Linked DNA regions of Mus musculus: regions 1 and 3 are each linked to region 2. Evidence: chromatin loops called from intact Hi-C (ENCODE). Cell type or tissue: heart. All regions are shown on one strand. Each heading gives the region's core, and the rest is flanking DNA. Links, peaks and the distances in the headings are about the cores only. Region 1 holds the start of Mast4 (microtubule associated serine/threonine kinase family member 4). Region 2 overlaps Mast4 (microtubule associated serine/threonine kinase family member 4). Region 3 overlaps Mast4 (microtubule associated serine/threonine kinase family member 4).

What was found. Peaks named below come from ENCODE experiments on the same cell type or tissue, not always from the same donor. Only the 100,000 strongest peaks of a DNase experiment are listed, where the experiment ranks them.
Region 1: a loop joins it to region 2, with 3 times the contacts of the local background. A loop is called at or near these places in 8 of 42 quality-filtered maps.
Region 3: it touches region 2 in a loop (2.0-fold over the local background); 3 of 42 quality-filtered maps call a loop at or near these places.

Annotation. Positions count from the first base shown.
Region 1 is chr13:103,328,350-103,338,967 of GRCm38, reverse strand. It overlaps Mast4 (microtubule associated serine/threonine kinase family member 4), which reads left to right and starts at 4,476. Exons shown (of 29, transcript NM_175171.3): 1 at 4,476-5,132. The coding sequence starts at 4,776. In heart, for the core only: a CTCF peak has its summit at 4,978; DNase peaks (open chromatin) are centred at 4,437 and 5,067; H3K4me3 peaks cover 2,783 bases; H3K27ac peaks cover 1,669 bases; H3K27me3 peaks cover 2,785 bases.
Region 2 is chr13:103,205,809-103,216,426 of GRCm38, reverse strand. All of the region lies in intron 1 of Mast4 (microtubule associated serine/threonine kinase family member 4), which reads left to right. Among named protein-coding and RNA genes, the nearest start is that of Gm30050, 110 kb to the right of the region's middle. In heart, for the core only: no CTCF peak of the experiment used is centred there; a DNase peak (open chromatin) is centred at 4,786; H3K27ac peaks cover 774 bases.
Region 3 is chr13:103,259,158-103,269,775 of GRCm38, reverse strand. The region is part of intron 1 of Mast4 (microtubule associated serine/threonine kinase family member 4); the gene reads left to right. Among named protein-coding and RNA genes, the nearest start is that of Mast4, 70 kb to the left of the region's middle. In heart, for the core only: a CTCF peak has its summit at 5,997; no DNase peak of the experiment used is centred there.

The DNA of each region.
Region 1 (10,618 bases), core at 920-8,919, 120 kb before region 2:
AGTATAACCAAAAATCCCAGATGTGACAACTCATCTTGGAAAGACCAGTACAAAAGGTGGGGATCTTCTGTGGGAAGTAGGTCACCATGTTGGCTCTTGTTTGAACAGAATCCCTCTGGGGACGCTGTCTGTGGCTTGTTTCTGCATTAGCTCAGTTTTCCCAGTTGTTTTTAGCTCATGCATATTCCTGTCCAGCTGCTAAGCTGCCTCAAGGTGGCTGATCTCCAGGAGAGTAGAACAAGATCCAGGGAGCCCCAATTGCAGTTAAGTCACTTTTATCTGAGTCCCATGGAGGCATGCAATTTGTTCCTACAACATCTCTTTGATTTTTCAAATGAGGGTCATCTGTGACAGTCCCTCAGCCTTCAAATATGCAAGGTTTATTCACTTGGGGCAGTTCTATAACAATGCAGAGTCCCACACCATTGGGTGGGTACCAGCATTTTTGCTTTTCTGGTGATCTTTTGGCACACATGCAATAGATCAGATTGCAGACAATTGGTTCATCAAAGGTGTGCTTTTATTCGCTAACAGAACTGGAGTTTCCACCCTTTTCACCTTGTAGGTGAGAGACCCTGATACCTGCAATACATGTTACCCTTTCTCCCAGGCCTTTCCTACCAAGATTTAAAAAAATTTCTACTCACCTTCTGGAACTTTGTACTGCAATCCTTCCTTCCTTAGATCCTAGACACAAAAGAGAAGAGGAAGGTCCCATCCCTACCTGTGCTGTGTGTATATTGTGTATAGTGTGTGTATGTGGTGTGTGTGTGTGTGTGTGTGTGTGTGTGTGTGTATACACTTGCCTTCTGGTCAATGCTACTCTCTTAATACTGCATTTCTTCACCCTGATGGAAGAAGCAAAGCCCAGCATTAACAGCTCATATAAAACTAACCCAGAAAAAGTAGATAATCCATCACCTTTCATAGGACAAGCTGATATTTAACAGTTGCAGTGCATTAAATAGTTAGGAACATATTAACTGTGATTTTGCAAAAAAAGGTTCATTCTGAGTTTATGATGATCTCATTTTACAGAAAGAAGACCTGATTTCTATTTTATTGAGCCCTAAACCTGATGCCTGGAAGAAAGGCCACAGCATTTGGAGTCGATGACGCGGGCGATGCCTTGGTATTAGAACATCATTCATCTGCCAGTCAGAGTTGACATTCTCACCTGGCCCTACCCACAGAGCAGAGCCAGGGAGAGACCACATAGCTCCAGAGGCCATGGCTCCATCACTTAGGAGCACGCCACAGAAATCGGATGCAAGTGCACAAAGGACATATGTGTGGTGGGTAGGGTGCTAAGCCCTTGGGAGTAGCAGAGCCAGGTGCTTCGACCATCTTTTGTGGATGCCATGGTTCCTCATATGAGGATGCCCTACTATCTACCAGGTGTCATGACTGTGTCTTTAATTTCCTCCTGCAGTGTGTGTGTGTGTGTGTGTGTGTGTGTGTGTGCTTTCCCTCTCCTCAGGCCCCAAAGTATCAAACACTGGAGACATTTTTGAAACATTCTTTTGGAGATAGTCATAGAGGAAGGAACTTATATTTCAATAAGATAGGAAGGAATTTATATTTCAATAAGATAGGAAGGAATTTATATTTCAATAAGATAGGAAGGAATTTATATTTCAATAAGATAGGAAAATTGCAGGACTTAGACATGTAAACTGACCTGGGTCCAGCAGTTTATCCATATCCAAGGATTTGCCTCTGTGCCTGATTGGGGTAATTTCGGGGAACCATTTTGACCTTCTGACCCTCTTCTATTGATAGTCGTGTGGTGTTGAGTTTGTCCGGTTCTTATCTGGAAACTCAGCTTAAACTATAGTCGTCATCCTTCTCAGACACACGTGGTCAAGTGTGATGATAGAGTGTGCTTTATTGAAGAGGGTGAATCCCACTTAGTAACTCACAACTGTCTTGGTTATTTTTGGACAAATTCAATAAAAATTTCAGGCTGCATTGTTTATAAACAAAGGCATTAAATCACAAACTGGCTTTTTTTTTTTTTTTGCATCTGTGTGCATATATGTGTACCACAATTTGCAATGTAAAATGTATTTATTTGGGATCAGTGTTTGTAATTTTAACAAATAGTATTTAGTACTTGACTTAGAAAAGGACAGGTTTAGAACATGAATACTGTTTAGTTTTGAATCTTGGCTCTAACACTTGCTAGCTGTGTTAACATTAGGTTTCAGTATTTCACAGATGTAATACAAGACCAAAAAAAAAATGTCACTACCTTATTGGATCAACACAAGGATTGAGTATATAATAGCTTTTGCACAGTGCTTAAAATGTTGCCTGGCACATAGTGTCATATAAATGTTTGTGAGTTAAAAAAAAAATGTGACCAAAGGGAAATTTTTTTTTTGCATAATGAACCAAGGCGACAATATTCCTTTTCCGTGGTTATTTATAGTCTAGTAGTCACATATGTGTATCCTTGATTAAAAAACTGTTCTGAGAGGCAGACTTCAGAGTACCAACCACAGAGCCACTGCTCACTTGCTGTGTGACCTTTGACCAGCTCTTTGGCCTGTGTCTTCATCCCTAAAGTATTTCATTCGGTTTCTGCCAGGACTCTGAGGCCTTTAGCGCAGGAGAGCCCTGGCTCTAGGAACTGCCATTTTTTTAGCTGTTAGGATTCAAACCATGTCCTTGTTGCACCCTTCCCGAACTGAGAAGGCAATCCCTCCTCTTCTTTGATGTGAATGGCTTGCTTAAATCTTTATTTCAGTTCCCCTGTGCTGAATCAACCACATAGGGGCTCAGATAAAGGCCAGTACTCTAAGGAGGGAAGTCATTGTGAAGCCCAGGGGGTGGATTCAGGCCGCCCCACTGTGCGCTCTTCAGCCTCTACATTGCCACTTAGCTAAGTCTCCTGAATGTCCTTTTACCTCAGCAGGTCTTCCCTTCCCTTTGGATCATTCTGAAGTGTCACAATGCAACTCTGACAGCTATCCACAGCCAGAGGGTCACATCCTACAGCTTCCCTCTTCAGAGGCAGTCGGAAAGTATTCAGGACAAAGCCGCCTGTCCAGACTAGATGAGCACCCCCCCCCCCGCCCCCATTATCACTTGTAAATACTAAGGTAGCATAAAAGGGCTCATTAGCCAACGGGGCTTTCAACTCCAGTCCTTTTCTCAAGGACCCTTGGCAGACCTGTTCTGACAGAGAGAAATGTAAAATTCTGGAGGACTCCTCGGCTTGAAGATCTGCAATGGCTTCGGTGTAATTCTTCCCCTCTTCTCCCACGGCACATTGTAGCACTTACCAGAGCTTTTAAACATGAATAATGAGGCGGTATTATGCAATATCAATCTCTCCCCCGACCACAAGCTCCTCAAGGGCAGGAGACCTGCCGTATTCATCTTTGTATCCCCTGCAACCAACTGGCACACATCTCAATCAACGTCTGTGGAATGGAAGCTGGCTGAATTTATACCTCGGGTCACGGTGTGGAGCTCAGACGGGTCTGGAGCTGAAGGCAAGTAGGACTCATTTATTTCTCGCTGCCTAACTCCGCACTGGCTTCCCAGCAGATCCAAGACACCACAAAGGTTAAGGTGATTATTCTGTTGGTGCTTTGGTGGAAGCTCTTTCTCCTTGTTCTTATAGGAAAGGAAAAATGAGGCCCCAGGTCGGCCGCGTTGTGCCTATGCAGGGCTAGAGAAAGCCAGTTAGGAATGTCCCTTAGCCCAGCGGCAGAACCGCAAAGAGCTGCTAAGACCGTTCTGATAAAGCCTGGTCCTAAACACAGAGCATCAGCTGTTTCCTTCCTTTGTCACAAGCGCGTGTCTTTGACTTAACTTTAGTTTCTAAGCAGAAATACAGAAAAATCATCTTTGGAGACCTTGGCTTGTGTCCAAGCCGGGAACTCTGCTGACACTTTATTTTGCTCTATCTAGTCTTATTGCCAGACAACATCGGTGTTGACGCTTCCCTTTACAATTTGAGGAAACTGAGGCCCAAGAGGTTTATCCAGAAAGAGGCTTGGAGATGGGCTGCGTTTGGATCCCCTCTCTCCACCCACCACGGACTTCGCTCTCTGCACACGGGTGGGAGCGTGAGTTTGCGCGTGACTGGCCGCGCGCTTCCGTTTTCACGCGAATCCTCCCGCCTAATTTCCCCGATTTCACTTTTTGGAGACTAAAAGTCCGGTTCTCCAAGGTCTCGCCTCACTCAGCCATCTCCCACCCACGTCCCAAGGACAGACGGCCACTCCCCCACCCATTTCTGAGTCCCAGACCGAGTTAAGTCCGCGGACTCCGCGTCGGCCCTGTGGATCCCCGCGCCGTGGGGCTGCCCCGCGCACCCAGAGCTCCCGCGGGATCGGGTGGCCCGCTCCTGGCCCCACCTCCCCTACCTGACGCCCGCGCGGCCAGCGGCTCCGCAGCCTCCGCCCACCAGCGCGCCTGCGCTGCCATTGGCTCCGCGGGCTGCCCGTCTCCTCCGCTCCGTCCCGGAGGCAGGTTTAGCGGGAGAAGCCGCAGTCCCGGCGGCTCGGGCGCAGCGCGGAGCGCCGATCGCGGTGGGCATGGCCCCGCGCGCGGGAGTCCATGTCAGCAGCCGAGCCACGGCGGCAGTGAACTTGGCGACGCGCTCCTGTGGTCCAACCTCTGTCATGTAGTCGCCGGCGGCGCTCCCCGCAGCCCGGGAGCCGCAGCGCGATCCAGACACAGCAGAGCAGCCGGGGCTTCTTCGGGAGGCGCCGAGCGCACCGCCACCCCTCGGACGGCACTTTGGGCCGAAAAGGGACATGGGGGAGAAAGTTTCCGAGGCGCCTGAGCCCGTGCCCCGGGGCTGCAGCGGACACGGCGCCCGGACCCTAGTCTCTTCGGCGGCAGCCGTGTCCTCGGAGGGCGCTTCCTCAGCGGAGTCATCCTCTGGCTCGGAAACTCTGTCGGAGGAAGGGGAGCCCAGCCGCTTCTCCTGCAGGTCGCAGCCGCCGCGGCCGCCGGGCGGCGCCCTGGGAACCCGGCTACCCGCCGCGTGGGCTCCCGCGCGCGTGGCTCTGGAGCGTGGAGTCCCTACCCTGCCGCTGCCGCACCCGGGAGGAGCGGTGCTGCCGGTGCCCCAGGTCAGCAGCGCATCCCAAGAGGAGCAGGATGAAGAGGTGGGCTCAGTCTGTCCCATCCCACACCCTCCAGGTCCCGGCTGTAGGGGCCCTTTAGGTCCCTTTGCGTGCGCGCTGGTGTCTTGGAGAGGGGAGGGAACTAAAGGTGCTCTGCTACAGCCTGGGATAGTGACTGTCAGGAGACTCTGTGGGTCCTTGACTTCTAGTGGTTGTCCTCGCGCGCTTGTCTACATGGGCTACCCGACCGTGTGCTTTGGAAGTGTCACTGAGCCGATCGATCCCTTCATGTCTGTATCTGCTTGGGTCCTTAGCTATTGAATGTGATCTGAAAGCTTGGCTTGTCCCCACAACTCATATCCAGATTCTTAGACGTGGGAATCGCTAATCACTGCGGTCTTGGATGGAGCGGGAGACCTGGAGCGTTTGACGCTGGTGGGAGTGGTGACTGTGGAGTTGCTTCTTGGGGTGTCAGAGACCAGAATACGCTGGAGTCGCCCGTGGGTGGTTTTGGTGGTCGCTTCACCTTTCATCCTGGGGAAGAGGAAGATTCCCCATGCTAAGCCTATCGCGCCGGCTCCTATTTGGACTCAGTGTCCAGAGGAGCGCTGTCACCAATCTGGATAGGATGTGTCTTGTTCAGAGGACTTTGTCTAGCCTCATTTCTTCGAAGGCTGTGCATCCAAAAATTATCGGTCTCTTCCTGACACACCGAGTTTTGTAATCCACTAGGTTGCTATCTCTGGTTTTCTTCTCACCCCCGCCCCCCTCCGCCCCTTTCCCCTCTTACTTTGGAAGACAGGAAAGGAAGATTCTCCAAGTCTTTAAGATTGTTTGCTTTGGACATCTCTTGTGGGAGAAATCATCTTGATCAGACAGGACCATAAATAAAACATGACCCTAGCGTAGTCTTCCGTGTGAAATTAATTCCGCCGTGCCAGACTGGTATTTCCCCGGTCTCTGCTGGGATTAGCAGTAGGAAACAATTGCCTTTGTCCTTAGAAGAAGTAAACAGAGCCCGGGGTCCTGGCTTTAGCCCCCTGGGCATCTAGCCTGGAAGTAGAGGCCGGATCTTGCAGAGGCAAGTTCTAGCCAAGCAAAGATGGAAGGAGCCTTGGCTGGTGGTTGGCCAAATCTCTGGCCATGATCCTTTTCTGGATGCTGTGGGAGTTCAGGGATCTCGGCAGGTGCCTGGAACTCTGCTTTCTAGAACTCTTTGGCTCCTGAGTTGTGAGACCTGGATGCATTTCCTTCCTTAGAAGTTCACTTCTGTAGTTAAAAGTGGAGAGTTTCAAGGTTAAGTTCATTCCAACACGAGTGCTGTTTCTGGCCTGGAATTTTGGGTAGCTCTAAGTTCCAGATTGAGTTAAGTCATAGTCCAGGAGTTTGCTGAACATCACACTCACCCTAGGAGCTGGCAGAGAGTAGTGCTGTCTCCTGGGTACATCTCCTTTTGATGTAGCATGTTGGCTCTGGGTAACTGGCTGTCCTAGTCTAACGATTCTGTATAGCTAACATGGCATTCACAAGGTCTTGAAGATGTGGGGGATGGGGGTGGGTAAGTTCTCATTCTTGGTCCTGATTGTATAGCTGACTTATCACCTCACCCCAGAGTGACAGTGTCTTACTTTCTCTGAAGTGGATATAATGATATCTTATTTTCCAGGCAAGGCAGTGAAGGTTGGTTGATTGAAACTTACTCTGTGCTTCCGAGTTGAGTGGCCAAGTGGTTTGGGTCATTGTTTTTGAAAGTTCAGATTTGGATGCCAACAGACAGGGCTGAAATTTGTGGCACGAATTAGCCTACCAGGGGATGATGGGGCACAGTCTTGACTGGCCCGGGAAATTTTGAGGCAAAACCCGAAGAAAGTCATGTGACTCCCTGACCCCAGCAGCAGAAAGGGTTAAAACTTAAAACTTGATGAGGGGGTGTAAAAGCTCCTGGACACACCCTGGTACTGATGTGGCACACTGCATGGAATTGTGGGATTGTGATTTTTGTGGAATTTCGGCTTTGAGGAATTAACAAAAACTCTTGCCCTTTTCCGTAGGAAAAGCACACACTAAATTACTGTGCCAGAAGGTTCAGGAATGACAGACTGAAAAACACCCCCGTTCATGGAAATACCTGGGGTTGACTTCTGGTTCTGTCACATTGATCATGTGTGCTTACAGGCCATTTGACTTCTGTCAGCCTCAGTTTTCTCACTTCCTAAATGGGAGTAATAGCAATAGCACTAGAGACATTCTGTATACACCTGTACACATCATCTGATTTAGTCTCAGCATAGCAGCTGATATTGTGCACCAAGTATCAGCGAACATTAACTTTTATGTTTATTGCTTATAAAATATGGTGAAATCGAACTTCAAATTTGGGTTGACTTGTTATTTCATTAATGTGTAACTCACACACTGTCTACTTCGAGAGAATCCGAGCTCTTATTCCCGTTCTTAAAAGATTTATTATTTTTAAATAATGTGTATGCTTGTGCACACGAGAGCAAGTGCTGTTGGGAGTCCAGAGAGGGCACGGGAACCCCTGGAGCTGGAGTTACAAGGAGCTGTAAGCCACCTGATGTGCATGCTAGGCACTGAACTCTGGCCCTCTGCAGGAGCAGTAGTTGCTCTTAACTGCTAAGGCGTTTGTTTCTCTTGCCCTCAGCTTACTCCCCCTTTCCTGAAATAAGTTGGGATTCTTTCTCTTCATCTTAGGACAAGTTGTGACAAATCACCTGGTGACAAATCACCTGGTGATCGTTTTTAGTTATACTGTAGCAAGGGCCCAGACTATAAAACATTAAAAAGCTTAAGAGCAACTCACAGTGTGACAAGACATTCATTTCTATTTTAAAATTGCTGTGTAGCTTGGGAGATTAATTTTTTCCCCAAAGAATTTTTAAAAATATCAACTCACTGTATTTGTTTTTCAAATGCAAGGAAATTCTGGTTCTAGCGTATTACTCCAGTGCTATTTTTGTTTGATAACTTTGTTAAAGTTGTTTTGAAGGTCACAGTGTTTATCTGTCTCATAGTCTGTCTCACACGTAAACATAAAGTCTTATACACTTCAGTCAGACCTGTGGACCTTGGTGTTCTAAAAATGAAAATGTTGAATGTTGTCATTGAGAGAGTTCTAAAATTTTAATTTGCCTTTATTATCCTATGGTGTGGGGATAAAATCTACAGTCTTACATGCACTGGGCAAGCATTTATCACTGAGCTACAGACCAAATGGTTTTGTACTTAAAACCATGAGATTCAGCACTGATGGGTGACTTTGTTTTGTTTAAGGCAAAGAAATAAGCAAGCAAAGAAACCCACCCCAGTATTTGCCTTGTGTCTTGGCTGCCAGTCTGTAGATGTGGGGTTCTCTATGTTGAGGGATGGCACACTGAATTTCTGATGAACATCGTAATTTGGAGGACTTACCTCCCTGACGTTTATGCAATTTGCCCTTTCACCTAGTCACCTGAGTCCATCAGGAAAACATAGATATTTACGATATGATTCATAACAGTAGCAAAATTACAGTTGTGAAGTAACAATGAAAATGACTATGGTTGGGGGCACCACAGCATAAGAAACTGTATTGAGAGGTCGAAGGACTAGGCAGGTGAGAACCAAAGCTCTAAGGGCGTCTCTTTCTCACAGTACCTTATGATCCCAGTGGGGTCACCATTTGGTAGCTGGTGGTGGATAAGTTCAGACAGCAGGAATTTTAACCTTGGGATGCCTAGCACCCACTTCTAGTAAATGAATGGGAACTTAGTAAACAGATGGTCAACGAATTCGCAAAGCAATGTGAATTCTGAAAACTAGTCTCTGAAACTACTGATGTGTTTGATTGAGGGTGACTGTGTGCCCATTTGTTTTGTCTGTTGTGAAATAGGATGCATAAGTCTCTTGACCCCTATGCTATTAAAACAAATAGGCAAACAAAAACCTTGTGGCTGAGAAAAGAGGTATTATGACGTGTGTGTGTGTGTGTGTGTGTGTGTGTGTACAATTAACAAAGTCAAACCAGGGACACTTGATAATTCACTGTGAGTATTAGAATCAGAAACTTCCAGAGACACTGTAAACTCAGAATGGCCCGAAGGAACTCTGTAGCTAAAGAGCTTGCCAACTTACTGCATGTTAGCTGGTTGTATTCTGCTATACCAAGGGACTTATGCTATTGACAAAAATTGAGAAATAGTGTCCCTTATTAACTATAAGCACACTTAGGGGGTGTCTCTAAAGTGTTTTATTAAATGCTGTCTGATTGGAAGGGGTGCCTCTAACATCTTTGAGGGTATTTGTGTTTTGGGGTTCCCCACATAACAGTAATATAATGGATGGGTTTCTGGTTTTTATTGCTTATGAGAATAAACAGCAAAAGGAAACCATGATCTCAGCCATGTTTTTTCATAGACTTTATATTTTATTAATCACAGAAGCTACATAATTTGAAAAGGGAAGTGCATGAATCTTGGCATATTTATTATTTAGTCTACTTTTTGACTCAATACTTCAGTGTGCGCCACGAGATTAAAGCAGCAGTCAGCCTAGCAATATCTATATAGTCCAGCTCTGGGGCGTCGTCATCCTGGACAGAGATGGGTTCAACATCATGCAGCTGCTCATGTACCGAGGGAGCTAGACGTAAACACACGGTGATTATTAATTAACTGGAGACAAAGGTGGCGACCGAGGCACAGGCTGTGAAGGGGTTATGTGATCAAATCCTGGAATTCCGTGCGTGTGGGAGCTGAGGCTGGGAAAGGATGCTTGTGCTGAAGCTGAGCAGGAGTTAGGTGGAGGAGAAGACAGGGAAGAGCAGGGGAGAGGGTGGCCACCAAAGGCAGCGGAGTGGCATGGAGGGAGGAAGCGAGAGCAGGGAGCAGGTGTCTGAAAGAGCAGGTAGTAGTGCAGGCCTCTGAGAACTTCATGCTAGGGCGCGGGGAACCATTTGGAGTGCCTGAAGCAAGGAAGTCTGACCCGATGAGAATTGTATTCGCAGGAAGCCAGGCACCTCAAAGCCTGTGTGCTGAGAGCTGTGGGTATAGTCAGTTCACACGTTCCTATGTTGGAACTGATAATCCAAACAAGCATGGATGAGATGGGGAAGGGAAGAGAGAGAAGTTAGTTCAGGGACTCCAGGTAAATACATATGAAAGCTGTACTCCAGGACATGGTAAGTATTTACACCTCGCTAATATTTTAGAGCAGCTGAGCGTCTACCCATTTACTGAGACTTAATGGATACAGGGCTGCGTGTGAGTCTACGTTCATGATCGCGTGCGCTTGCCTGGAAAGGGCAGGTGCTCATTTCTTTCACCCCTTCAGAGCAGCAGTGAGAGTTTCCCTGCTCCGGGGTCAGGGTCCGATCCTGGTCCAGTCACGGAGAACGGATGACTTCATCTAGGTTATTAACACTGAGGCCCTTTATGTCCACGTTCACATCCAGCGTGATGCATGCCATCTGTGAAACATTCCGTAGGACGTTTGCTTTATTACTGAGGATGGGGGAGGCTGGCTCTTGA
Region 2 (10,618 bases), core at 1,160-9,159:
TGAATATTAGTGCTACAGGTACCATGAGGAAGCATCTACTCTTATGCAACTCCTGAATGGAGAAGGGGCACTCTTAAGTAAGCCTAATATGTGCAAATCATATTTGTTTGTCCTTGGTGCCTAGGTGACTCTATGAGCACCTTGTCCCTGCCTGCACATGACATTGGGTGGGTGGTTGGAAGTAATCCACCAGCTTTTTCCTCCACTTGAGAACATGAGAACAGAGTTTCCTGGCTTTAAAAATTCCAGAATCAAGAAGAATATTGTGTTGGTAGACTAAGATAGCAGGAAAGAAGTCTGAGTGTGTACTAGCATCTGGCTCAGGCCTCGGGCCACCCTACAACATGGCTCATAGATCCAGTCATCTTTCTCCCTTGTTCTGTGTGTCACCTCGGCCTGTACTTGTCTTCCAGATGGCATTCATTTTGTTCTGCTGCCAAGCCCCACTGGAAGTGAAATCTCCATATTTTCAAAAATCTAAAATCTAAAGACGATGAAAGGGAACTTCTCGATCAGCCTTCTTGTTCCCCTTTGCCTCTTCCCCTAAGTCTCGTCCTGGACCACGCACACTTCACCTCCTGCACGCTTGCTCCTGGTTTGCACACTTGCTTCAGTTCAGGTCACTAGAGAGTCATTGCTTGGTGGTTGGAGTTCTACCTATGTCTGCTGGGCGTGTTCTGTATTCTGCTCCAGTACAGGACTGACTCCTCCTCCACCTTCATTTTCTCCACTGTTTTTGTGAATCCATGTCTTTTATCTAGACTCGGGCCTCTGGCATCCTGGTCCCTGAAGTCAACAAATGTGATTGTGTGTCACCTGGATTGGGTGTACAATGACTTTTCAAGTAGTACTGGGCCCCTGGAGAGTGCTGCTGTAGAACACCTTTGAGTCCTGTAACTTCTCTGTGCACTTTTAAAAAAAATATTTTCTGAGCATTTCATGAATTTGTACAATGTGTTTCATTATATCTGTTTACCCTACCCTCAACTCTTCCTGTACACCCACAACATGTTCCTTTCTCATCCTCATTCCCTTTTAAATAAAAATCAAAATAATTTCATTTTAAGGAATTTGAAAATAGAAAATGTTGTACAGTGAGAATAGTAAAGCCACTCAGGCCAGCACATGGCCAGACCCAGAGCTGTAAATCTTAGTAAACAGTGAGAAGACTCACGCCAAAGCACTGGTGCTTAATCAGAGTTTATGCAGTTATCCACCCTTTAAAAACCCAAGTCCAGTAGTACTGCTCCTGCAGTATGGGTCCACACAACCTCCCAGGAGCCTAACTCTTGAATATAGATAACTCTTCCCTCCCCCAGGAGCCATCAGCTTCTCATAGTTCCTTAGGGAGGACAGGGGTCTCATGTGCCCATCTCCCGTCCATGTACATTATTTCTTAACAAAGGTCTGCTTAGCAATAAAAACTTAAGTATTACATATATATCATTTTACCTTGCCCAGATCAAATCCAACCTCTCTCTCTGTCTCTGTCTCTGTCTCTCTGTCTCTGTCTCTGTCTCTCTCTCTCTCTCTCTATGTGTGTGTGTGTGTGTGTGTGTGTGTGTGTGATGTAGTGTAGAGTTGTAGGAGTCCCACGTCTGCTCCACTATAGGGCATGGCCTCTTGGGGAGCCAGGATGTGGGAAGTTTTGGCCACACTTCCCCCAAGCTATCACTGGGCATGTGCTGGGCTCTAGGGAAGCCCTGGGATACTGCTCAAGGGGTGGGAAGCACAGACTGAGGCATGGGACAGATAGAGCTGGCTTGAGGGTCCCGGGGCCTGTGACAAGGCGGGGGGGGGGGGGGGGGCTGTCTGGTTCTCAGGCTCTGGGACATCCAGGCACCACTGGAAGCTGCAGAAGAGCTGAGAATGGAGTGAGGGCCCACAGGCTGGATCTAGCCTGGGGCCAGGGGAGAAGGGGAACACTGGTCCCGAGGGGAGAGTCCTTGGCTTGATGGCTGGCGGTGGGCTTGAGCTTGGCTTGGTGGCGGCTGTGGCTGGGAGCACAGAGAGGCTCCTTCTTCGGGAGATTAGACAGCAGCTCTATAGGTGAAGGCCTTCTCCATGGTTCCCCACAGCAGATCACAATGAAAAGAGGCAGTCCATGGTTTTAAGGCATTTATTGTCATGATAGAAAGTGGCTGAGTAAAACCATAGCCCACTTCTCAGGGTGAGCCTGAGGTTAAATACCTTTTGCAGGGAGGTGTGTCTGGGAAGGAAAGCTGATTGGCTAAGCCCTCCAGGCCTTTTAGATACCTCATTAAAATAGAGATCTGTCCTGAGCCTACATGACCATAGGTCACATCCTCTACATATGGAGGGGCTTGGGACATTGCCTTTACATAACTGAAACCCACAAATCCATGGCGGGGGGGGGGGGGCTGTGGCTAGTGACAGAGGCCTGGTGCCCAGGAACAGGCAAAACTCTTGCTGTCCCTTCAGGGTCTCTAGGGTTTCTAGCCTTAGCTCAACCGGGAACCAAGCTACCTTTCAAGATCCAACTTCATAGTGGATTGAACCTATGGCCTTCCAAATTCTAAGAAACAATCTACCTTAGACCTGTAGTCTGGAGCTCTCAACCATCCCTCCATCACCCTCTCTTTTTATTGACATTATGTGAGCGGACCTCCCTAAGTTGCACTGTAGTCCAGACAGGCCTTGAACCTTAAAGCTTTTGGTTCCAGTCTCCTGAGTATGTGGGATTACAGACCTGTGCTGTGCAGATTGCCACTCTAAGTTAACCCTTTTTTCCTGGCGGAAGGGCACCAGATACAAGGACAATCGGAATACCCTTGCAATGTTGAGAAATTAATTATATATATTAATTAATATATTAACACGGAAGTTAATCTTTTTGCAAATCAAATTCTTTTAAAAATAAAGTTGAGGGTGACTCTGAAAAGTTTGTCAGCAAGTGCAAATGATAATGTAAGTTTTTACTTAATCACTGTAATTTGAGGGGCAGAAATGTAAGGACCACAAAGAATTAAATACTAGTGATACAATACTTTGATGCCTGTGAAGTTTATTTTTATGAGTAAGATATTTTAATATTAAAAGGGGGAGGATAAGATTACTGTGGGAAAATTTCTTATTCTATCATAAAAAAAAAACACTCATTCATGGATATTTGGACCAATTAGAGAAAAGATAACATCCTTATTTAGCACATTGAGAAAACATGCATTGCCACTTTAATTATTACAAGGTCTGTTAAGTTGCGTTGTACTAAGAGTTGTAGTGATACCTAAATTCACATGAAATTTTCAACACTTAAAACCATTTGATCATAGGAAATAAAAATGTTAATTTTTCTAACTTTTGTTGCAGAGAAATAAGATAACATGATCAATAAAGACCTCAAAGCATAAAACGATTGCATCAGGGTAAAATTCTCTGGAGGAAAAGGGATGAAAATAGACATTTGAGAGGGAAGGAAACTGGAACTACATACAGGAGGGAGGGAAGGAAAAGGTCGTTCATGTATTTTTAAATATGCTTCTTAGGTATGAAATCACTGATATTCAAGTAACAATGGGTGTTTAAAAGCTTGAGTAAAGGCAGTTTCATTCTAAAATGTCAGCATTTACAAGATGACAGAAACCGGATTCTACGCCACTATTTACAGCCAATATAAACAGTATTGGCTATTAGATGGGAGCTTCCTTAGGGCATAGCTGTTAGTATAATTCTTTGTTTGAGTGTGAGTCACCCTTCCACAGACCAGTCTTCAGGACCTGCTCACACCATATCTCTTTTGGGCCATCACCTTGTTGTCACTAATCAGTACGGGAAGGCAGCATAATCAGGACTGATGCTACCTTTGTGGGTTGTATCATTCTCGTATCTTTTGGGGCAATTCAAAACAAGCCAGCTCTCAGTTGGTCAACTATCAGTTGGTTCTTAGTATAGTAAATGGATGTCACAACTGAAGAAGACATTGTCCCGCCTACAGGACACATCCTGGTATGAGCACGACTAAGTCTGAAGAAAGCAGAGGTTTCCAGAATTCATTAGGCCCTCGAAGAGGGGGGAGGAGCTTGAAATTTGAAGCATTAGGCTGGACTAGGAGATATAGCCAGGTACTCTAAGAGTCTTCTGTGTGCCTGGATTTGGAAGCCAGTGAGAAAGAATTCACTTCTGTACAAATGTCTGGCATGCTGACTCAGAGAAAGCTGTTTCCTGCAGATTCGAAGGATGTAGGGGGTGGGGTGCTGGTCGTGCGAATGTTTCTTTAAATGGTTTTCTTACCTAGGCTAAGGACAAAAGTGAATACTTTAATATCTCATAGAAGCAGTAGATGCTCACAGCTCCCAGAAACAACGGCTCCTTTGGCTGCTTTTAGTTTTGAATCTTTTTCTAGGGCATTGTGGGTGAGTAGCAGATCCCATGGATTAATTTTGACACGTGATTACACCCACTGCAGCCCCAGCCGTACAGTCTCTTGGGATTCCAAAGCATAGAGTTCAATTTCCCAAGTTGGAAAACAGCCTTCAGAAACAAATTTCTCTCTTCACTCCGAGTGACTGTGCGTTGATCTCCCTGGGGAGGTTGGGTAGCATTTAATAGATCTCCCGAGTGTTCCAGTCTGATGTGTCCCCCTGCCTGGGCCTCAGTTTAGTACTGTGGAGAGTGATCCTAATCTCCCTCATTTCGTGTTTATAAAACCTTCCTAGATGGCTCTCTCTTCCTGCTAGGATTTGAATCATCCTTTGGCGGCCGTCCCTGTTGAACAGGGTGCTGCTAAGTGCCTGAGGGGAGCCAAGAGGCCATGAGACTGTGTGTGTAGGCTTGGTTCCCACCACCTCCCCACAGCTGTTCGCCCTCCTCTGTCCCTGAGCTCTTACTGGGACATACGGGACGACATTTCAGCTGGAACGGTGTTTTGTTGCTCTTGGCCATTGTACACATCCGGTATGGCTTTGAAAAGCCCTTCCAGAGACTCTCTCAGAATCTGTGGGTTTAAGTGGTGTGGCACGACACACACAGACTAAAACCAGCCAACCTGGTGAGGAAGCTGTAGGAAAAAAGGGAGCCCAGTTGGAGGGACCAGTATCTAAATACACTCTCTGAAGAGTGTATTTAAGTTTTCATTATTACCTTCCTGGGTTACATACATAGTTTTCAAGGTCACTACCAATGTCCTTAAACCAGGTTCTGTTCTCTGACACATCTCCTGAATTTTATTGGTTGATTACTCTTCCTCCTCAGTTTTTTGGTTTTTTTTTTAAAACAAAGTCTTACTATGTTGTCCAGCCCGGCCTTAACATTGGGATCCCCCTTACCCATTCTCAGTATGGTGGCGTGACAGACATGTGCTACCATGTCTGGCCTCTTAGCCTTTTTTAGTTAAGGCTGTTTTCGTAGTTGGTGAGCCTGAGGCTCCATTAAGACCTGTTTAGGGTGCACAGTACATACCACAGCAGGAGTGTGGCTGGCTTAGTGTGAAGAAGGGGATCTGCCATTGCTGCTCGCTCTGGTGGAGTTATATGACATTATTATGGCTGCCCTGTCTTCTAGCAAGTGCCTTTCCAAGGAATGACCTAAGGGCTTGACACACTGCCTTAAAGCTGCCAATCAGAATGTAACTTAGGGGAGAAAGAGGTCATTTAACTTAGAATTCCGTATACAGTCCATCAGAGGAGGGAGGGAAGTCAGTGACAGGAGCTGAAGAAACTTAAGTACATCCATAATCTAGAGCCGAAGAAATGAGTACATTCATGCTTGCTTGCTCTGTCTGTCTGGACTTTTCTACTCTTAAATAGTTCGAGCCTCTGCCTGGTACTGGTGCCGCCCACAATGGGCGGAATATTCCCATATCAGCTAATTGAATTAAGATAACTGTCTACAGTCTTCCTCAAGGCCAACCTAATGTAGATAATTCCCCATTGAGACTGTTTTCCAACTGATTGAGGTTGTATCAGTTGGCAAAGCTCACTGTCCAAAGCAATAATGACAGCTTCCTTTTTCAAATGGCTCTCTGCGGGATGCCATTTCCCTCATGTGATTTGGTGAATGTTTTAGGATATTTTATTTCTACTTAAACATGTGATCAATTGTCATTTCTTGTGTCCTTTTTTTTTTCAAATTGAGATATTATAATTATCCTGAGCTTTATAAAGTGAAATGACAAACTCCTTGGTTTCTCTATACCTTAAAAATTAATATATTTCTTGTTCAGGAATTTCATATATGCATATAATGTTTTAATCAAATCTGCCCTCACTCCCTGTCCTCCAAAGTCTATCATTACCCCCTCTCACCCACTCCCAATTTCATGAGCATTTAAAAACCTGCTGAGTTCACTTAGTGCTGCCAAGTATGTGTGGACTAGGGGTACCTACTGGAATGTGGACAGCCTATCAGGAGCCACAGCCCTAAGGAAACCTGACTCCTCCCATATGTTAAAATGACATGCTAATTCTAGCATCATTTCAAGATGGCAGGTTTTGTTTAGACAGTCATATTATTGGATGTAACATGTGCAGCTTCCCTGTCCTAGATTGAAGGTCACTGTCAGCACTTTGTTTACTCTTAACATTGTAGTTACTTAAATGGTCAGAGCGTACTGAATCCTATTTGATAATTGGTTTTCTCATAACTCATCTCTCTCCTCCAAGGTTTCATAACTTTTCTTTTGCAACATTGTACGTCTTTCTTTGTACATGTTTAGGTCTCCTTTGTTTCTTTGACTATATTCATTTTCTTATTTCTGACATTGTGAAATTTCTGTTTTTCTCTTTAATGAGCTTTGCAAGAGATTTGTGTAGTTTATTGATCTTCTCCAGGAACAGCTGTTCTCCTCTTTATATTCTAATCCTTAAATGTCTTTTATCTTTTTAATGATTCTTTGGCTTTTCTTAAGTTTGTTTGGTGGTGGTTCTGTTTTATTTTTTTTAGTCTGTTAACTTTTTAGGAACTCACCACATAGGCAGGGCTGGCTGGTCAGCAAACCCCAGGGGCTTCCCCCTCTTTCCATCTTCCTAGCATTGGGGTTAGAAGCTTACTCCACTTTGACTTACAGCTTCTGATGATCACACTGAGACCTGCATGCTTGTGCAGTGAATGGCTGACCCATCTTCTCGCTTCCCCTTACTTTCTCCTTTCCATTTTTATTAACATTTATCAGTTGTGCAAACTACTGGACCGTGTCATGACGTTTCGTACATGTATATATAATATACTTTGACCATCTGTAATCCTCCATTATCAATTTATGCCCCCTTTCTCCTTCCTCCACCTTCAAAGCCTTATTATTACATTGCCTTTTTCTTTATTTATAACTGTCACATGTGTGCATACATATATAAATGTAACCCGCTAAGCCCATTTAGTATTCCTTCTATGTATGTAGTTTTAGGGCTGAATAGTTGGTATTAGATAGCTAAATATGGGTCTCATCTCTGGGGAAGATCATCTCCCTCTCTCCACAGTCATTAATTTCATATAGCTCTTCATCTGGGAGTGGAGTCTTGTGAGATTCCCTGCATTTGCATGAGCATCTCAGATGGTGTTGCCATTGTCCAGGTCTTGTTGAGGCAGCCATATTGTTGATATTCCATGACAGCAGCTTCCCTGTACTGTACAGAAGGCACTATTTCACAGCAGATGCTGTGACCTTCTAGCTCTTAGAATCTCTCTGCCCATTCTTCTGTGAAGGTCCCCAACACTTGGCTGTAGGGGTTGTGTTGTAGATGTAGCCACTGGGGTTGAACACTCCAAAAGGCAATTATTTTGCATTTTTACTAGATTTGGTTTTCTGCTGGGGTCCCTATCAGCTGCAAAAAGGAACTGCTTGGGTGAGAGGTGAGGGGTGAGGGGTGAGGGGTGAGGGGTGAGGGGTATGCTCATCTAGTGCTTGTGACCCTTTAATACAGTCCCTCATGTTGTGGTGACCCCCCAGCCATACAATTAATTTCATTGTTACTTCATAACAGTAATTTTGCTGTTATGAACCATAATGAAGGGCATAAGGTAATGTATTTAGAATACAGTTGGGAATTCCACTGGTTCAAGAAAGGGTCAGTTGTAGACATTCCTCTGTGTTCCATTGTTTCATCTTTTTCTCTCTTTGAGCTTGAAGCATTTCTCTTTCCCTGTACTCTTGGCTGATGAAACTGACACGGAGGCCCATGAGGTATGGTCAGAAGAGGCCTCTGAGGAATTGGCCCACCTCCTCTTCCACTGCTACATCTTTTTCTCTCCCTGCTTGCTGCCCCAGGTAACTCCTTACACTTCTGTCTAGGTTCACGCCCTTTTTGTGTGTCCTCTTTTGCTTTTGCTTGTCTGGTCAAAATGCAATCCCATTTTCCTCTTCTGATCATATGTCTTCATCTTCTAGAATCTTCCATGCTCCCACTCTCCCACAGATAACCACAATTTCATTGCAGTTGAATTCCTCTGAGGACTTATTTTCACTCATCATCTCAAATCTTTCAGCTCCTAGATCAGCTGTTCCCAGTGTGTGAGTTGTAACCCTTTCTCCAGGTCAAATGACCCTTTTACACTAGATATCCTGCATATCAAATATTTACATAATGACTCATATCAGTAGCAAAATTGCATTTATGAAGAAACAATGAAAATAATTTTATGGTTGGGGTCATGGCACTAGAAAAGTTGAGAACCACTGCTCTAGATTGTCCCAAGTTAAGCTTTACGGCTTGTCTCATCTTTCTCCATAGACACTATGTTATCAAACATATGACTTTCCTCTAGTGGCCACTGAGCTCTGAAAAACAATAGTTTCCCAGACATGGTTTTATGTGATACAGTTAGTATTGGGCCTTTTGTCTGGTGTGGCTCTCCCTCAGTCTCGGGAAATCTCAAACTCCTGTCTCACTGTGGGCTTTCTCCCACTATCCTCTGCTGGTTTCTCATCTCCTCCCTGATCTCTAAATGCCGAGGAGGCCAGGTGTATATAGTCTTGTTTCTCTCCACCCAATCCCTTGTGACCTCATCTAGTAAACCGGTCAAACCTATTTGCTCCCGGCCTTCAAGTGTGCATCTTTAGCCTTGACCTGTCTAAGACTCCAGACAGCTGTATGTAACTGTTGACTCAGTGATTTTGCCTGAATGCCTCAGAGGCACCTCCATCTCTGGGTGTCCTGAACTGAACCTCCTGGTGCTATTCCCCTGGTTTCCTCTTTTCCAGTGGCGGCTGCTTCTTTTGTCCAGATTCTCAGACAATGTTGAAATAATCTCTGGCTATTCTTTTATATTTCATATCCAAGCCATTGCACAATTTTCTTGTTTCTTTACCCTCAAATACAGCCAGATCTTGGTGACTTATTATATTCTCCGCTGCTACCATTATGGCTTAAATCATAACTCCCTTTTAGGGAGAGTATAGGGTGAGCAGCTCAGCCAACATTCTCGGCCCTGTATACTAGTTAAAATTCTACAGAGGAACAGAACCCACAATTACGAAGAGTTTTTATTGGACTAACGTACATGCTGCAGGCTGGGAAGTCCAACAACGACTGCCTTCAAGCTATCGAGGCAGAACACCTGGTAATTTCTCAGGTTAAGAAGCTGGCTGCCTCAGATAGTGGGATATCATCTGAGTCCAAGATTGAACCTTCTCCCTAAACCTTCTCTCGACAAAAGAAAACTTCCTGGAGAGTCAGAGGCGTGAGACTGCACTGAGAGATAGAAGGATGTAGAATCTGGTGTCTGTAGATGACGGCCACAGCAGCAGATGCTCTCTCTCTCAGGGAGAACGGAGCTTGCACGGGCTGGCTGGCTTTCCTTCCTCTCCTGCACTCTTATTCCATTGAGGCTTCAGCCTATTGTACAATGCTGCCATATTCAGTGTGAGCCTCTTCTCATTTGTTCTCCCATATGTTAATTCTCCCTGAAAATGCCCTCTTAGAAACACCCAGAAGTATGCTTTAGTAATCCCCTAATTGTCTCTCAGTCCAGTAAAAGCTCACAGTCAAGACCGGATGTCTGATGCCTTTGGATTTTTCACATCTTGGAAAAACAGTAAGATATTTGCAGAAAGAAGCACATTGACTTATGAGATTCATAGAACCTGCAGGCAATGTTAAACAGTATTCTTAGTGTCCTTGGGGTTGATTGTGAACTGTCACAGAAGGCCAAAGCTGGCATTTTCGGCTTGTACCATGTCAATGCTTAAAACGATGAGGGCTTTGCAGCATTTTGGATTAGGGTTTTCCTAATGAATCATCCTGTACTGTTGTAGTCTCTCCCCAGTTCCATTGCTCTCCCTCCTTGTCCCCATGGTGGTCTGTACTAAACAGAGCCACCAAAAGGATCCTTTCAAAATGGCAGTCAAGTGGACTCAGTAAGAGCCAGTGCCCTCACACTACACTATTCTTTCTCAGACATTACCCACCCTTACTTTTCCCTCCTCATGTTGCTCTAGCCAGGCTTTTCCTACCTTTCAATGTGCCAGGAATATGGTGCCTCATGGATGTTTGGAGCCTCTTTTAAATTCTCCCCTCGACACCCAAGAGGTTAATTCCTTGGGCCATTCTAAGACCTCATTGGTTGTTATCTTCCTGTGGGTCTTTCATGGACCAGTTCACAGTGGCCTCTCTAGAATAGCCAGGCCCATTTGCCTGGATCTAGGTGGGTTTTGGTTCACACGTTT
Region 3 (10,618 bases), core at 1,068-9,067, 53 kb before region 2:
ACAAATCTGCATTTGGATCAGCTGTGGTCTTCCGTAATGGTGTCTCTCCATCCTAAAGAGACATGTCCTTGCTGAGGGGGTAGCTACACTTACCTGTGGGTACAAGGACATAGAGTTAGAATGCAGTTAGGGGTTGTGCGACGTTAGTAAAGTGGCCGTTGTAGGTTCTCTTCCAAGAGCCATGACTTCACTAACCCTGAGTAAGTAGTTAGGTTTCTACTGCCTGGCGTGACTTCCCTCCTGTTAAGCAGATCTTCCGTGTAATCAGAGATTACGGACCTAATACGGACCAAGCACTCCTCTAGATTCTAAATGTAAAATTGTGAAAACGAGAACTCTACACCCACAATATCCACTCTGAGAGCATTGACTGTGTTCCTCACAATCTGATCATGGGATTATTTACATAAAAATACAGACTGGGCTACTCTTACTCCCCTTGCATTTATTTTCCTGTCCTTGGGGGCTCTGTCTGTGGGCTGTACTTTGGACATAATAATTAGGCGGCAGTCTTCAGTTTCTCAAGCAGAACGTAGGCGATCAAGATGTGGGGAGAGCAGAGACTTCTCTTCAGAGTCTGTCACATCATTTCATTTTGAGCTCTCTATTTCACACTTCCATCATGTGAAGTCCCACAGCGTCCTTTTCTTTTCTAATTAAATACTGTAATGCAGCCAAGGATTTTCGTTTACTTAGGTATTTCTTAACGTGCTCAAGCGCTCTTAATACGCCACACTTAGGGCATGTAAGGAGCTTATTCTAAAGTCGAAGGGACAGTGTCATTTTAAAAGAGCTATAGCTTAGAAATTAGAGCGCTGAGCATGCTGGCTGCTTTTTATTGCTTCCATCTGTTGAACGATAATGAAAAGAAGAAATTAAGAACAAATCTAGGCTGTGACCATAGATGGTTTAGCTACAGTGTGTGCAAAAACAAACAAAACCCCAAACAACACCACAATAACAAAATGGTGATTCAGTAGAGATATTTATTTAGTTGTGGAGTATTTGATGGCTTTGATGTCTCTTTGCTGAGTTCTTTGCATTGCGCATGAGTTACTTGCTCCTGTACACTTTTTAGTACCTTTAGGGTAAATCAGCAAGAAAAAACAGTCCTATCTTTGAAATTTGAGTGGCCCTCTATTCATGGAGGTCACAGTTTCAGGTTAATCAGTAGTCATTCCTTCCCTCCCTCAGGACTTACCTCATGCCACCTTGATATCTCAGGGACTGAACAGGACAGATTAACAGTTCTGCCACCCGAGAGCTTGAAATCTACAACTCGATTTTGAGATCGGTTCTAACTTTATAGGACACAGTGGTCTCAAGCTTGAGGTGATCCTACCTCAACATCCTGAGTGCTGGAGTTACAGACATGGACCTGCACGTGAGGTTGGCACTTCATATTTTTATGGGCACCTAATATGCATCACTCCTGTAGACTGTGAATATTAAGTAGGGAAGACCAAAACTCTGTACTCAGAATATGCACTCTACAGCACATAATCCCAGTTGACGACACTGGGATGATTTACTTAAAAATACTGTTTGGATTATTCTTTCTCCCCTTCCCCATGAAAGTCATGATTCTGTTAGTAGAATGAGATAGAGAAGGTTAAGGGACATTGGAGGTGATGGGACCAGTTGCTGGTTTTGAAGGTCACTTATTGGTAGTCTTTGCAAATGTGACATCTGACCAGAAGAAAGGAGGGAAGGAGAAAAGGTGTTTGAGGAACACGAATAGAACGTGCAGAGCCCTGGAATGATAGAGCGTCTGACCTCTGAGCTGTGCAAGGAGTGTCTATCTTGGAGGTAACTGTGGCAGGAGAATAGTGAGCAAGGGACAGAGAGGCAGGTGAGCTCAGAGAAGTGAAGAGGCAGGACCCCTGGGCCAGTTAAGAGCTTTGTATGCTGAGTGAAGAGACAGAACAATGGACAGTTTCGACAAAGGAGGAGTGGGTGATGTTCTTAGCTGGTGGTGCTGAGATCACCGACTCCTGTGCTGAGAATAGATTGTGGTGAGTCAAGGGGAAGGAGGAGGAGACCCCCGTGGGAAGACTGCAGGGGGTGGTAAGTGAGGATGGTCAGGGTGGGGGCTATCAAAAGTGGCGAGGGACAGTTGTCAGGACGGGGCTGTCAGAGCTGGTGAGGGACAGCTGCAGCCTGAGTGTGTTATGACTTCTCTGATCCAGGATATGCAAGATGGAGTAAGAAGAGTATGTTATGTTTACAGGTATGTGGACGATTGCTTTGGAGAAAGGGATAAAAGCCAGGAATTTAGTTTTGTGCATGTTAACTCAATACATCCGAGATGGACATTTATAGCTAAGCAATGAGTTCTAAGAGTGTGAGCCTACGGAGGGCCTACAAGTGTTATTTGGAAGCCACTGGCATCAGAAAGGTTTCTTACTTACTTTCCTCATTGCTCCAGATAAAGTATTTGAGTAAAGCACCTCCCAGAAAGCTTCACTCTGCTTAGTTTGCGTTCACAGTCCATCATGACAGTGGTGTGGAGCTTGAGACAGCTACTCACAAAGAGTCAGGAAACAGAGGCTCATGGATGTCACTGCTCAGCTTGCTTCTGTTCTCTCTTTCTTTAAAAAATTTTTGAGCTGGTCATAGTGGCGCACGCCTTTAATCCCAGCACTCGGGAGGCAGAGGCAGGCGGATTTCTGAGTTCGAGGCCAGCCTGGTCTACAAAGTGAGTTGCAGGACAGCCAGAGCTACACAGAGAAACCCTGTCTCGAAACAAACAAACAAACAAACAAACAAGAAAAACCAAAAAACAATTTTCTATCTGTGAGTGACTGTGTGTGTCTGCTCATACATGTGCATGTGCAAATGCTTATGGAGACCGTATGAGGGCATTGGATCGTCTGGAGCTGAAGTTGTAGGTGGTTGTGAGCTGTCTGATGTGGGTGCTGGGAATCAAACTGTTTTTCTGCAAGAGCAGCAAGTGCTTGTGAGCACTCTTCCATCTCTCCCGCTCCTGTTTGTTACCTCCCTTTCATCCTTGGACATCCGTTCACGGGATGATGCTGTTCATAGGGTGGGTCCACACTTCCTCTAGTCCTCTCTGGAATCACCGTCACAGATACACTCAGACGCGTATGACCTGGGTGGTAACAAATCCAGTCCAATTGATACTGAGCAGGAAAGCACCAATGAGACCAGATGAGGTCACAGAGGCAGTGTGATTGGACGTGGAAAAGAAGGTGTGTTCCAAAGGAGAGAGGAACCCAAGGACCCAAAACAGAAACAGGTGAACACAGAATTCGGGAAATGGGCATAAATCTTAAAATAACGGTCAGTGTTCAAAAATCAAAAGGTGCAATTGAGAATTTTACCAGAGTGTTTGAAACTGTAAAATACAAATGGCATCGTCACAGCCAGAAATGGACGCAATAAAAATAAACTCCTGAAAGGACGGTTGGGAAGATAAGCCACTCGAGAAGAGAATTACTTAGGCTGGAAGTTCAGTCATTCACTTCTTTTTTTTTCTGAAGTGCAGAACAGAGCTGAAGATCTTTGTCCATCCATCCATCCATCCATCCATCCATCCATCCATCCACCCACCCACCCAACCACCCATCTCCTCATCCGTTGCTCAGATAAGCTAGGAGGACTTGACATTCATGTGGGAGCCCAAAGGAAAAGAAAGAGAGAAGTAAAACAGAGCAATATTTGAAGAGATAGTGGCTTTATCGTATATGTGTATGAGTATGGCTGTCTCTGTCTGTCTGTCTGTCTGTCTGTCTGTCTGTCTGTCTCTGTGTTGAGCACTTTTGTGGAAAGGGGAAGAAATGACGTTTTGAGGGAAGAAATAGCTTTTGAGATCTGTGGGCAGACAAGCTACCGTGTAGCTACTGGAGGACCCCTGCACTCTGTAGGAAAAGAGCAGCAGCCTTGTCCAATGGAGTGGTGGGGACAGTTAGTGGCTTCTCCTCCTTCACAGGCTTTAGCTTGGTCGCCTGCTTGATGTCTTCATTGCCTTTATAAGCATGCTGTCAAGGTTAATATGGCCTTCCATAGGTAACATTAGCTGGCGTCTGGTGGCGAGGGTGATGGTGATGTTCTGCTTAAATGGCCTGGCATCTCTATTTAGCTCTGCCTTGTGTAATGAATGAGGAAGTTAGACCTACTAGTAAGAATATGATTTCTTAGAAGGGCATTATTGCTAGAGCCTCAGTGTGTAACTCAAGCTGGCCTATGGAGCTCACTGTCTAGTCCATGCTGGCCTCAAATTTGTGGCAGTTCTTCTGCCTCTGCCTTTCCAGTTCTGAGATGATAGGCACGTGCTTGGGTCCAGGGAGAGTGCTAATCCATGCTGTGCTTCTCACCTTTGCTGATTTGTTTAGTTGCTATTAGCATCTGGAAGAAAAATTTCTCTCCGATACTTTCTTTAGTCATCCTTCTCCCTGCTCCCCCATCTCACCCACCCCGGGAGACCTATTAAACATGGAGACAGTGATGTGGTGCTTACTAGAGATGCACTAGATAGAGATGTCTCTAGTGCAGGGTTTAGCTATAGAGCGAGTGTTAAGAGAGCTACCTTGGGAGACAGGCTGTAGGAGGTGTGAATCACATTTTCAACAATTGGATATGGAATTTGGGGCAAATTATTTAGCCTCCGTTGCCCTTGCTGGTGAAGTGTGGGATGGGATATTAGTACCTATATTACAGTTTTGTTAGGTGTGTTCATGCTTCCATTGTTGTAACAGAATGCCCGAGGGAAACAACTTCAAGAGGGATTTATTTAGGCTTTAGCCCGCAGCTACTTAGCTGTGTTGGTTCTAGTTCTTGTCCATAACAGAGAACATCATGGCAAGCAGCGTGTGTTAGAGCAAAGATACCACCCTGTGGTGGCTTGGAGTCGGGGAAGGGGAAGAAGAAAGAAAGGAAGGGGTTAGGTAAGCATTCAAAGGCATGCATCTAGTGATCAGTTTTCTCCATCTAGGCCTAATAATCCACTCAGATGTGAGCTTACCAATTGATTAATACACTGATAAAGTTAGTGACCTAATGCTTCATTCACCTCTCCATGGAGCCACCAGCTGTGGACCAAGTTTTCAATATTTGAGGCTTTTAGAGGAAACTTTCCTTCCTTCCTTCCTTCCTTCCTTCCTTCCTTCCTTCCTTCCTTTCTCCGTCCCTCCTTCCCTCCCTCCCTCCCTCCCTCCTATATATACATACATACATACATACATATACATATATATATGTATATATGAACATACAAACATATATATGTGTTGACCACTCTAAACTGCTGATCCACTTCTTAAGCCCTTGGGCGGGTAAATAGGAACCTTTCATATCTGAGCCATACAAACTACTGGGACTGGAGACTAGGCTCGGTGTTAAGAGCACTTCTTGCTCTTGCAGGGGACCCCTTTTGTATTCCCAGCATTCACATGTCTACTCTCAGTTATTTGTAATTCCAGTCCTAGAGGATCTGACACCCTCTCCTTACCCCTGTAGGCATCAGGCAAATATGTATCACATATTCATGCATGCAGGCGAAACGCTCACATGCATAAAATAAATAAAATCCTTTGAAATGTTTAAAAGAAATAAGGAAATCAACACATGTTCCTAACATAGCATCTTACACAAAGAAAATATTCCATAAAGTTTCTTCCTGCTCTCTCTGGTAGAAGGGGAATTTGTATGTTGTGTGATAGATTTTTAGATTCTTATTAGGAATTTAATTACTAGTGCTGGGCTTCTCCTGCTTGAAATTCTCTTTTAATGTGTCTAGGGTCAGGTCTCTAGACTGTGAGCAGCATGCCAGTTCTAGTTTATCATCAAGGTTACAGTGGCCTGAGAAGTTGATTAACTAATGCTTATGCGTCTCTCAGTGGAGTTGCCAGCTGTGACCTAAGTCTTCAGTCCACGAGACTTTTAGAGGAAAAAAGAAAAAAGAAAAAAAGAAAGAAAGAAAGAGGTGTGTAGTTTGTGTATCTGTGTTGAGCTATATACAAGTGTGTGTTGTACCCATGGTGACCAGAAGGGGCATCAGCTCATCTGCTGGCCTGCCCTCCTGAATCCTTGTGCTTGTCTTAAAGTTGGCAAGAGTGTTTACAAATGTCCTTTTGATGGAGCCTTTTAAAGTTGACCATACTTTTATCGTGGGTGTTGTTGAAGAGTGCGTGTGTGTGTGTGTGTGTGTGTGTGTGTGTGTGTGTGATGGTGCTGATGTTTACACAGCTCTGGCCAACTTGGGAGGTGGGGTTCATCTTTTTTTTTTTTTTAAATGTCATATCTGATCATCTATATGTTGCTGTAGGTTTCTCTCTTATGGAAACTCCAGTGTGGGAGAAATTGCACAAATCACACCAAATGAATTGTGTGGTATGCCAAAACCAAGATGGAATATTCATTCCTGCACATTTGATTTTCGTGTGACTTAAAATGTATAGCCTTTGGGACCGTTGTTATCACGTTGGCTGCAGCATTGCAAGGAAAGCTAATTTAGTAGAGAAATTGGCTGGAGTGTCTCATCTAATAGAAATAAACACGAAACCACTTTAGTGTCTCTCCTTTTCAAGGGCTGCTGTTTTTCCATAAAATTTACAAGCCCACAGATTGATGCAGAAGTCCCTATAACTCATGTGGCTGTGACTTTATCATTTTAAATAGTATTCTCCCCCCCCCAACCCCCGTAAATTAACAGCACTGAGAAATGTGAGGCCCTTTGCAAACTACAGCATGCAAATGGAATTTCAGAATAAAGTTTTGACATAGCCGGTAAAGGGGCCAGATGAGTAAACAGACATTTATAATGAAATGCACCAAAAGCTAGAGTTAAGAATAAGCATTGGGGGTGTGTACGGACACTCAGAGTGGGACAGTTCACCCAGCTTGTGGGAAAGAGACTGTGTGTAGGCTGAGAGCATGCAGCAGGCATGTGTATACCCACATGTCAGGCAACAGAGTTAGAGGGCAAAGGCCAGCAACTTGTTTTGTGCTGTGAGTATATTCTGGGGTTGTGAAAAAAATGAGGACGAGGGAGGTTTTCAGCCTATCTTTTTTCTGGTTATGTTGTATTTAGAACACCCATTTCACTCTGAAAAAAAAAAAAAGAGCTAGTTTGGAAGTGGGAAGACACGATACGAAGGTTAGGGGATGATGTAAGAGGTACAGACCTTTGTCTCATTCCTCGTTCTCCATTCAGATTTCATTTCTAGCTCACGACTCCATTGGGAAAAGACAGTAGTCTCTCCATAGCAGTGGCCTATGCTTTTTCTTCCCTTTGATTCAACCTAGTGCATATTGAAAATGCTTGAAAAACCTCACGTCTGTACAGAATAGCCTCTGTTCTTCCCCTCGTCAATCCCTAAATAATCCAGCATAAACACTGCTTATCCTGTTCCTAGTGTTAATAAACACTGTGCTGTAGTCAGTGTTACAAGAAATCAAGAGTTGAGTTTGGAGAATGGTTTTTGGCACAGCTGGTCAAAGGGCCTGGTGAGTGATGCTTGTAATGAGGTGTAACAGAAACGAGGGTAAGAATCTACGTTGGGCTATTGGGCATGTATACATCCAGAGAGTGAGCTGGAGGGTGGTGTATGTTCTATGCAAACACCACATTGATTTATAAGGGACTTCTGTCTCAGCACACTCACTCTCTCTGTGGAGGATTCCCCCACAGACCCAGGACTATAATGGATTCTACTAAATATGCCAGCATCTGGCTCCATAAGGGGATCACTTTTTTTTAAATTATTATTATTTTCATTTCTCATGAGATCCAGTCTAATATGAGCTGGGTGACAATTTTTGATTATCCCATTTCTGTCCACCCATGTTCTCTCCTTGTCCCCATCCTTTGTGACCTGTACGAGATCCCAAATGCTTCAAGGGAGCAGTGTCTAAAGTGACCGACTCCCTGACTCCCCCGTGCAAGTTCTGAGCTGTGACTTAACTCGCTCTTCCTTTCTTGTTGCTCAGTTCCTACCTCACTGCTGACCACCACCAGTGGCTTCATTGATCTCTTCACTCCATGCCTCAGTTTCTGGAATGGGCCCCACCACTAAGTGAATAGCCAAGAAGAATTGATTTTTTTTTTGTTTGTTTCTTTTTCTCTTTTCTTATTTGGTTCTCCAGTAAGTGACAGTTGTGCTTCCTATTGGTGCTCTCAAAATGTAATTCCTTTACATTTATTCATCCCAGATTAAACACTTTGAGGACCAGCTCCACCCTTTGTCAACAGTGAGATAAGTTCGTAAGAGAATTTCATCCCAATTGGTGATTTGCTTTTCCCCCTCATGCTTAGGATATTGGACTGCATATTTTGTTGAATTCTGTTTGCCAGATATTAAGGGAAATCTTCCCCTTGAATGTCAAGGAAGAAGCCACCCAATGTGATCAGTGAATTGACCCAGGGCTCTGCACCACAAGCCAGACCACAGGTTGGAATCAAGGTTTGTGATTTAAGGAATTGCAAAGGAGGAATTAGAATTATAAACTTTACATCTGGCACTACATTCTTTACTTGGGCAAGAATATCCATGGTCAGGAAACTTAAATGTAGTAGTTAACTCCGGCATTTAGTGGCATCTTGTACAGATTTTATTTCCCTCTGAGCAAGTCTTACTTGGAACCTCTTTGAACGTTTCTTCCTCTGCTTAATTACCAGCTTATGCGTTTGATTCTCCTTGCTTGAAGCACATACACAAGCTGTTTGTAACCCCATCTCCCAGGTTATCTCCCTGCTTTTTTGGAAAGGGCTAAGAACATGGCTTTTCTCCCTGGGTTGGTAACTTAAGTACATGGCAATATCAACCTTCACTGTCAACTTGATGGGCTATGGAATCACTTAACACACACACACACCTCTGGGTTGGTCTGTGTGGAAGTTTCTAGTGAGGCGTACCTGACGTGAGAAGCCTTCCTGAGAATGTGGGTCTGTAAGAGGGACACGGAGTACACAGCCATGTAAGGAAGGGCTGGAGGGGTGGAGGAGTGATGCCATGCTAGAAATGGGTTCTAGGATGAAAGGACATTGGCACCAAAGTGAAATTTCTCTACTGTTGTGGGAAATTAAAAAAAAAAAAAAAAAAAAAAAAAGCAAGTTCCTGTGCTACACCCAGCTAGTCTCAGCCCCAGCACTCTCACTGGCCAGTTCTTATCTTATGGAGACTCTGACTCAGAGCTCCAAAACCTCTCCACCCAGCTTACTAAGTTCCCACTGGCGGGTCACTACCATGCCAGCCCCATGCTTCAAATCCCCCACAGGCTTTGTGGTGCACATCTGGCAAACCCATGCTTTGCCGCAGCCATACCTTTCTCTCTGGGACCCAGTTGAACTGCCTCGTGAAGGAAAACACCACACAAACTTAGTTCAGAAGCAATGGTAATTCAGTCACGGGGCGCAACAACTATAATCCAAATCTTGTAAGCCATATTAAATCTAAAACCTCTGGTGATGAATTCTGGCGGATCTGCCATAGGTACCAGGAGACACTAGTAGCTACATCTTGTCCTCTCGAGCTCTCTCCTGCTTCCTCTCTTCCTCCATCCAACCCTAAAGTCACGCCTACTCGCTCAGTGATTGGTCCCTTTATTCATTCAGGGAAGGATCACAAGAAGTCACCTGAGTATGTGACTAGTTCCTTGGTCCAGACATCCCCTCCTGGGAAAGAGGAATTAACATCAAAATACAGGCGTCACCAGGGCCATCCACAACACTCCACAAATTCAGGGTCTAGTTCTGTGTTAAAGATGGACACTAACAGCACTGGTCCCAAGGTGTTATGACATCTAAATGCCAATTCATGCCAAACACTTGGCACGGTGCATGGTGCCGGGTAAACACTAAAATGTTTACTACACGGTTTTTATAATTTTGTAAGGGGACCCAAAGGACATCAGATTTGCTGTGTGAGGAAAACTGTCAAATGCAGTTTGGCCTTTGAATTTTTATTTCTTTTTATGTGTGTGAGCATTTGTCTGCACACGCACATCTGTACGATGTACAAGCCCAGTCCCCTCAGAGGCCAAAGGAAAGCACCAGGTCCTCTGAGGCTGGAGTTATAGATGGCTGTGATCTGCCATGTGGGTCCTGGGAATGGAACCCCGTCCTTTGCAAGAACAGTAATGGTCTTAATTGCTGAGCCGTCGCTCCAGACCTCATACATAGTTTGTTTAATAATTAAGGGTGGCACAAAGAATCTGAAGGAATAGTGAATCTGACAGACACAGTGCTTGGTGGGCTGGGAACAATGAAAGCTAGCAGAGCATCCTGGCTGGAGTGGAGGAATACAGAGCTAGAGAAATCTACCTTGCAGAGGAAAACAAACATATCCGTCACAAACATACATATACACCCCCCAAAAAACCCCACACATTCATCACAACACAGACATACATACACCCCAAAACACATCCACCACAAACAAACATACACACATAGATTCACATACCCTAAATAAAAATAAAATATAAACAGCTCTCCAGAAATGTCTAAAAGAGGGATCATAGTAACTGAAAACACAGCACCCACAGTGCGTATTTCTTGTTCTAAACCCCGTGCTACTGTGTGTGTGATAGTTCTGTTGGAGAAAGACTGTTGAACAGCCTGAGATGCACAGCATCCATCACATCTCAGACTTTGATT